Linked DNA regions of Homo sapiens: region 2 is linked to region 1. Evidence: read pairs that join two places in POLR2A ChIA-PET (ENCODE). Cell type or tissue: CD4-positive, alpha-beta T cell. All regions are shown on one strand. Each heading gives the region's core, and the rest is flanking DNA. Links, peaks and the distances in the headings are about the cores only. Region 1 holds the start of STAT4-AS1 (STAT4 antisense RNA 1). Region 2 overlaps STAT1 (signal transducer and activator of transcription 1).

Evidence for each region. ChIA-PET counts read pairs that join two places held together with the same protein. Peaks named below come from ENCODE experiments on the same cell type or tissue, not always from the same donor. Only the 100,000 strongest peaks of a DNase experiment are listed, where the experiment ranks them.
Region 2: POLR2A ChIA-PET joins it to region 1 with 14 read pairs; 6 of 35 experiments call an interaction of 5 or more read pairs at or near these places.

Annotation. Positions count from the first base shown.
Region 1 is chr2:191,019,139-191,022,056 of GRCh38, reverse strand. It overlaps STAT4-AS1 (STAT4 antisense RNA 1), which reads right to left and starts at 531. Exons shown (of 3, transcript NR_136318.1): 1 at 502-531. It overlaps LOC124900514 (a long non-coding RNA gene), which reads right to left and starts at 1,514. Exons shown (of 2, transcript XR_007087796.1): 1 at 713-1,514. RefSeq lists enhancers at 641-1,258, 1,402-1,851. In CD4-positive, alpha-beta T cell, for the core only: no CTCF peak of the experiment used is centred there; DNase peaks (open chromatin) are centred at 946 and 1,646; H3K4me3 peaks cover 1,651 bases; H3K27ac peaks cover 2,142 bases.
Region 2 is chr2:190,967,599-190,970,516 of GRCh38, reverse strand. STAT1 (signal transducer and activator of transcription 1) reads left to right here. Exons shown (of 25, transcript NM_007315.4): 25 at 1-1,368. Among named protein-coding and RNA genes, the nearest start is that of STAT1, 45 kb to the left of the region's middle. In CD4-positive, alpha-beta T cell, for the core only: no CTCF peak of the experiment used is centred there; no DNase peak of the experiment used is centred there.

The sequences.
Region 1 (2,918 bases), core at 92-2,591:
TCCCTCCTGTTGTGAACTTACACGCTGGCGAGGAGAGATGAAAACAGACAAATAATAAACAGGGATAGGTTTAACAAGTGTTATGAGGATTGCAAGTGTGATACAGTCACTGGAAGAAGCAATCAATGAGGGTGTCTTTGAGGAGATGATGACTGAACTGAGACCTAGAGAATGGGAAGGAGGCAGTCCATGAACACAGTCAGGAAAACAGCATCCCAAAAGACCAGTGTATGTATGCATAGGGCTCAGGCAGGTAAAAACTTGGGGTATCTGAGGAACAGAAAGAGGCTAAGGGGATTGAGGGGAGCCTAGTGAAGTATGGGGTGAGATAAGATGAGTAAGAGGGGTAGGTGAGCCCAAATTGGCGGGCCCTGGATTCTTATTGCAAATTGAAGCCAGCAGAGGCTTTTAAACAGGTGAGTGGTGTTATAAAATTTGTTTCTTCATTTAAGTGAACATCGAACAAGGTTGCTATACAAGAAATGCCCCCAAATTCCCCACCTAGGTCTGGCTTCCACAGGGCAGGCACTCAGAAGGGCTCCACGCTTGGCTTCATGCTCTCCTGTTGCCTTCTTGAAATTCTTCATTAATTTTGAGTAAGGGACCCCACATTTTCATTTTGCAACGGGCCCTCCCTGCAAATTACATAGCTGGTCCTGTGTTGTTCTAACAGGGGAAAATAAACGTCTATTTGCATAGTAGGACTCTGTACCTTAGGGTCTTGTTTGTGTGCAGCCATTTTGGGGCTGGTCGTCACTCTCACAAGAGGCTGGAGGTTGGGGCCCAATGAGGTAGGTAGGCCCTTTCACACACTGGAGGTTCTAGGTGGGTGCCGAGTTCACCCTAAGAAGGTAGAGCCCCTTAAGAGTAGGCGAGCAGAGCCCAAAGAAACTCAGTCTCGTGCCTCCTAGAACCATTGAGTAAGTCACAGACATTACACAAAACTCTTGTTTCCTCAGCCAGCCGAACTTTCGAAATCATTGTCCAGTGACTAAGCATTCTCCATTATACTTCTCCCACGTTCCTTCTGGTATAATCACCACAACTGAGAAGGCATGGGGGCGAGAAGACCCCAGAAGAAAGAGGCAAGCCCCTTGCAGACCGAGCCTGAGGACGCCTATAGAAACTGCCAGACCCCAACCTCTGGTTCAAGGGCAGCTACCCAGGCTGGCTGAGGGTCACAGCTTACCAGACAGGACAAGATCTGAGTCAGTGCAAGTGCAAACTGTGTAGATAGCGAAGTGAAGCGGGTAAAAGAGACCTTTTCAGGACAAGGAAAGAAACGGTGGAAGTGCAAGGGTAAGGTTTCCAGCACCTTAGGTGCAGAAATCAGGACACGTTTCCCTCCCTCCCTCTAAGGTGAAACGGCAGCCACCCGCGCCTCCGCCTTCCGTCGTGTGCAGAGCTAACACTCGCGCGTGCGGGCCGCGTGGACCGGCCTCTCTGGGACCCCGTCCCGCAAGCCGATCTGCAGCCCCAGGGCGAGCGTGCGAGCAGTGCGCCCGCCGCCAGGGAGAAACCGTTGGGAGGAAGCGGGCTGCGGGAAAGCCCCGCTGCGCCTGCGTGCTGCGCCTGCGTACTGCTCCCGCAGGCTCTAACTTTCGCTTTTCGGTTTCCTCTCAATCCCAGTCCTTCTCGCTCCCGGGCAGTTTCCCCGAAAGCACGTGGGGCGGCTCTTCCGAGCACTCGCGTCCCTCCCGCCGCGCGCGCCGGGCCAGCTGTTTCCGAAGCGGTTCAAACTGCACCGCGCAAAGCCAGGGGCGTGGGCGGGCCCGGGCTGCTCTACCTGCGCTCGGAAAGCTAGGGCTCCAAAGCGTTCCTGAGCGGTTTTTGACCGCGAATGTGATAGTGCTCATGGTAAACACTGAAAATAAATTACATAGACATATCTTACTACCCAGACACATTAACATTTTAGAGTATTTTTCCTTCTCCCTCTCTGTTTCCATTTATTTACATTTCTATATATTATTACAATAATAGGATAATACTGTCTATGTTTTCTTTCCTTCATTTTCATTTAATTTTATACGTGGATATTTTCCAATGTGAAATTAAATAGTCTTTGAGAGCCTAACTTTGATATTCTACTATATGAATTGTGCTTTAACTGACAGTTGGAAAATTCAGTTTCTGATTTTTCACTGTTACTAATGAAGCTGCTATGAACATCATTCTGCATAAATCTTTCATCTATATCTGATCACTTCCTTATAGCAGATTTCTGTAAGTTCAAGAATATTATAAAAACTTCCAAAAAAAGATTGTGTTCCCTACATTATAATCGTCAATATAATTCTGGTCGATGTGTTATTTTTCCTTCATGTAAAGAACACAGCTTGCTTGCATATGGCCATTTTCCTAAAAGTATTCATAGCTTTCCTCCATATTGGGATGAAATATGTCATGTACATATTGCAGTTTTGTTCAAACCGTGATATGCATCCCTGCATTTTAACCAGCTGCTATGTAGGAGGCCTCTTGTACTTATTAACTGGAAAGAAAATACACACACCAAGACAGGTAAGTGACTGTACAAAACCCAAATCCAGAGAACTACAAGAAATGATAGAAATCTTTTATTTCAATTCTATTATATTACAGATGAACAAATACAGTTTACACTGATGAAGTGACATTCACAGTATAATAGCAAGCCTTACAGAAAGGAGGAGAGGTGAAGAGGCATTGACTGGAATTTTTAGAAATTCCTACTATCAGATATTTAGCTTATAACATTATTAGAAACATTGGGACAATATAGCTGAAATGCAAAATGGTAGCTGGAAGGAGAGGGAAAGTTAAAACATATTACTACAGATTGGTTCATCAGATTTGTAGCTGTCATTTTGAAATAGATCAAGGCTGTAAAGAAAGCACAGAGCCAGTAAGTTTTTTTTAATAGGAATGTGGTAAGG
Region 2 (2,918 bases), core at 111-2,610, 52 kb after region 1:
ATCATGCATCTTACTGAAGGTAAAATTGAAAGGCATTCTCTGAAGAGTGGGTTTCACAAGTGAAAAACATCCAGATACACCCAAAGTATCAGGACGAGAATGAGGGTCCTTTGGGAAAGGAGAAGTTAAGCAACATCTAGCAAATGTTATGCATAAAGTCAGTGCCCAACTGTTATAGGTTGTTGGATAAATCAGTGGTTATTTAGGGAACTGCTTGACGTAGGAACGGTAAATTTCTGTGGGAGAATTCTTACATGTTTTCTTTGCTTTAAGTGTAACTGGCAGTTTTCCATTGGTTTACCTGTGAAATAGTTCAAAGCCAAGTTTATATACAATTATATCAGTCCTCTTTCAAAGGTAGCCATCATGGATCTGGTAGGGGGAAAATGTGTATTTTATTACATCTTTCACATTGGCTATTTAAAGACAAAGACAAATTCTGTTTCTTGAGAAGAGAATATTAGCTTTACTGTTTGTTATGGCTTAATGACACTAGCTAATATCAATAGAAGGATGTACATTTCCAAATTCACAAGTTGTGTTTGATATCCAAAGCTGAATACATTCTGCTTTCATCTTGGTCACATACAATTATTTTTACAGTTCTCCCAAGGGAGTTAGGCTATTCACAACCACTCATTCAAAAGTTGAAATTAACCATAGATGTAGATAAACTCAGAAATTTAATTCATGTTTCTTAAATGGGCTACTTTGTCCTTTTTGTTATTAGGGTGGTATTTAGTCTATTAGCCACAAAATTGGGAAAGGAGTAGAAAAAGCAGTAACTGACAACTTGAATAATACACCAGAGATAATATGAGAATCAGATCATTTCAAAACTCATTTCCTATGTAACTGCATTGAGAACTGCATATGTTTCGCTGATATATGTGTTTTTCACATTTGCGAATGGTTCCATTCTCTCTCCTGTACTTTTTCCAGACACTTTTTTGAGTGGATGATGTTTCGTGAAGTATACTGTATTTTTACCTTTTTCCTTCCTTATCACTGACACAAAAAGTAGATTAAGAGATGGGTTTGACAAGGTTCTTCCCTTTTACATACTGCTGTCTATGTGGCTGTATCTTGTTTTTCCACTACTGCTACCACAACTATATTATCATGCAAATGCTGTATTCTTCTTTGGTGGAGATAAAGATTTCTTGAGTTTTGTTTTAAAATTAAAGCTAAAGTATCTGTATTGCATTAAATATAATATGCACACAGTGCTTTCCGTGGCACTGCATACAATCTGAGGCCTCCTCTCTCAGTTTTTATATAGATGGCGAGAACCTAAGTTTCAGTTGATTTTACAATTGAAATGACTAAAAAACAAAGAAGACAACATTAAAACAATATTGTTTCTAATTGCTGAGGTTTAGCTGTCAGTTCTTTTTGCCCTTTGGGAATTCGGCATGGTTTCATTTTACTGCACTAGCCAAGAGACTTTACTTTTAAGAAGTATTAAAATTCTAAAATTCTATTAATCTCTCATTAATAGTATTTAATATAAAGATTCTTAAAATTACTGACGTTATGAATTGGTTTGATGCTTTTCTCATGTACCTCAATCCTTATTTTAAAATAAGATCAATAACACTATTTTCCTAAATGTTGTCCTTACCTGCCCTACACATATTCAGAATTGCTATGGCAGATTAAGACATGTCAATGGAAGAGGTCAGAGGAGTAATATTATTGGCAACAGCTGTAATAGGTGCCATAAAAAGCAAACAAACAAAAGTATTTTGGTTCTTTGCGACCACAGCTGTCCCCAAATATACAGATGATTCAGCACTTATTTTAAAATGAATCTGGGTATTGCTAATACCCCCAAATTAGCAGTTTTTAATTTTAAAATACATGAGAAATGGGACTTTGTCTTGTCTCCAAAGCAGTCATCTAAAATCTACACCCCCACGATTAGATGAGTTATTACTGAGAAGTTATTGCACCCACAAAAAAGCTGCCATTTTTTTCCAAAGATGTCAAAAGCTAGAAGGCCAGGTCTTCTCAAAGTAAAATACACTGTGTATTGGGGAAAAAAGGGTAAGAGGCATAATTACCAAGTTAGGCATAGTCTGTCAAGTTGTATTTAGCTATTATCATGGAATAGTGTTATTCCCTGATAATGAATGTTGGCATCATAACCAGAATGATTATTCTCATCTCCATATCTTCGTATTTACATCTAGGAAATATAAAGCTTATTTATAGTGAACACTGAGAGTGGTCTCTCTCCAAGGAGTAAAGTAAATATGCCCTGGCTAACTAGTGTAAGTTTGTATTCTACATAATTAACCATTATAAGAAGTCACTGAGTAGATCCTAACTTAAGGGATATTTGTTTGTGTTTGAGTATTTCTCGTGTGGTGTTTCTAAGTTTGAAAAGTGTTTTATAAGCATAGAGCTTATGTGTGCTACTGGGGACAAATGTCTCATTTTAAAGGAAAGAGGGTTTTCTGAGATGGCATGAAATGAGTGAAATCTATTTATTGCCTGAAAGCTAAAGTGGAATATGAAGGCAAGTCTTTCTGAACAGAGCAGTCCTGTCACTGACTAACCCAGGGAAAGGACAGGAAAAAGCTAGAAAGTGTTTTGAAAACTCTTCTGCTTACCTTTTGAATTGGGACATTAACAAAGTAAGGACCATTTATGTGACTGGCTTCCTTTGGTTAGTTATGATTCATTCATTAATTAATTCATCAGATTTATATAGAGCACCTGCCATGAGCCAGGCATTATACTAGATGTTTGGGAAACATTGGTAAACAAAAGCAAAGATCCCTGCTTTTATGGAACTTAAGATATTCTGAGACACTGGATCATACATTCTAGTGCAGTCACCTTATTAAAACTTAAGATTTTGTGATGCAAACAAACAGCCAGAAGCTACAAATAATGTAAATGTTATATTT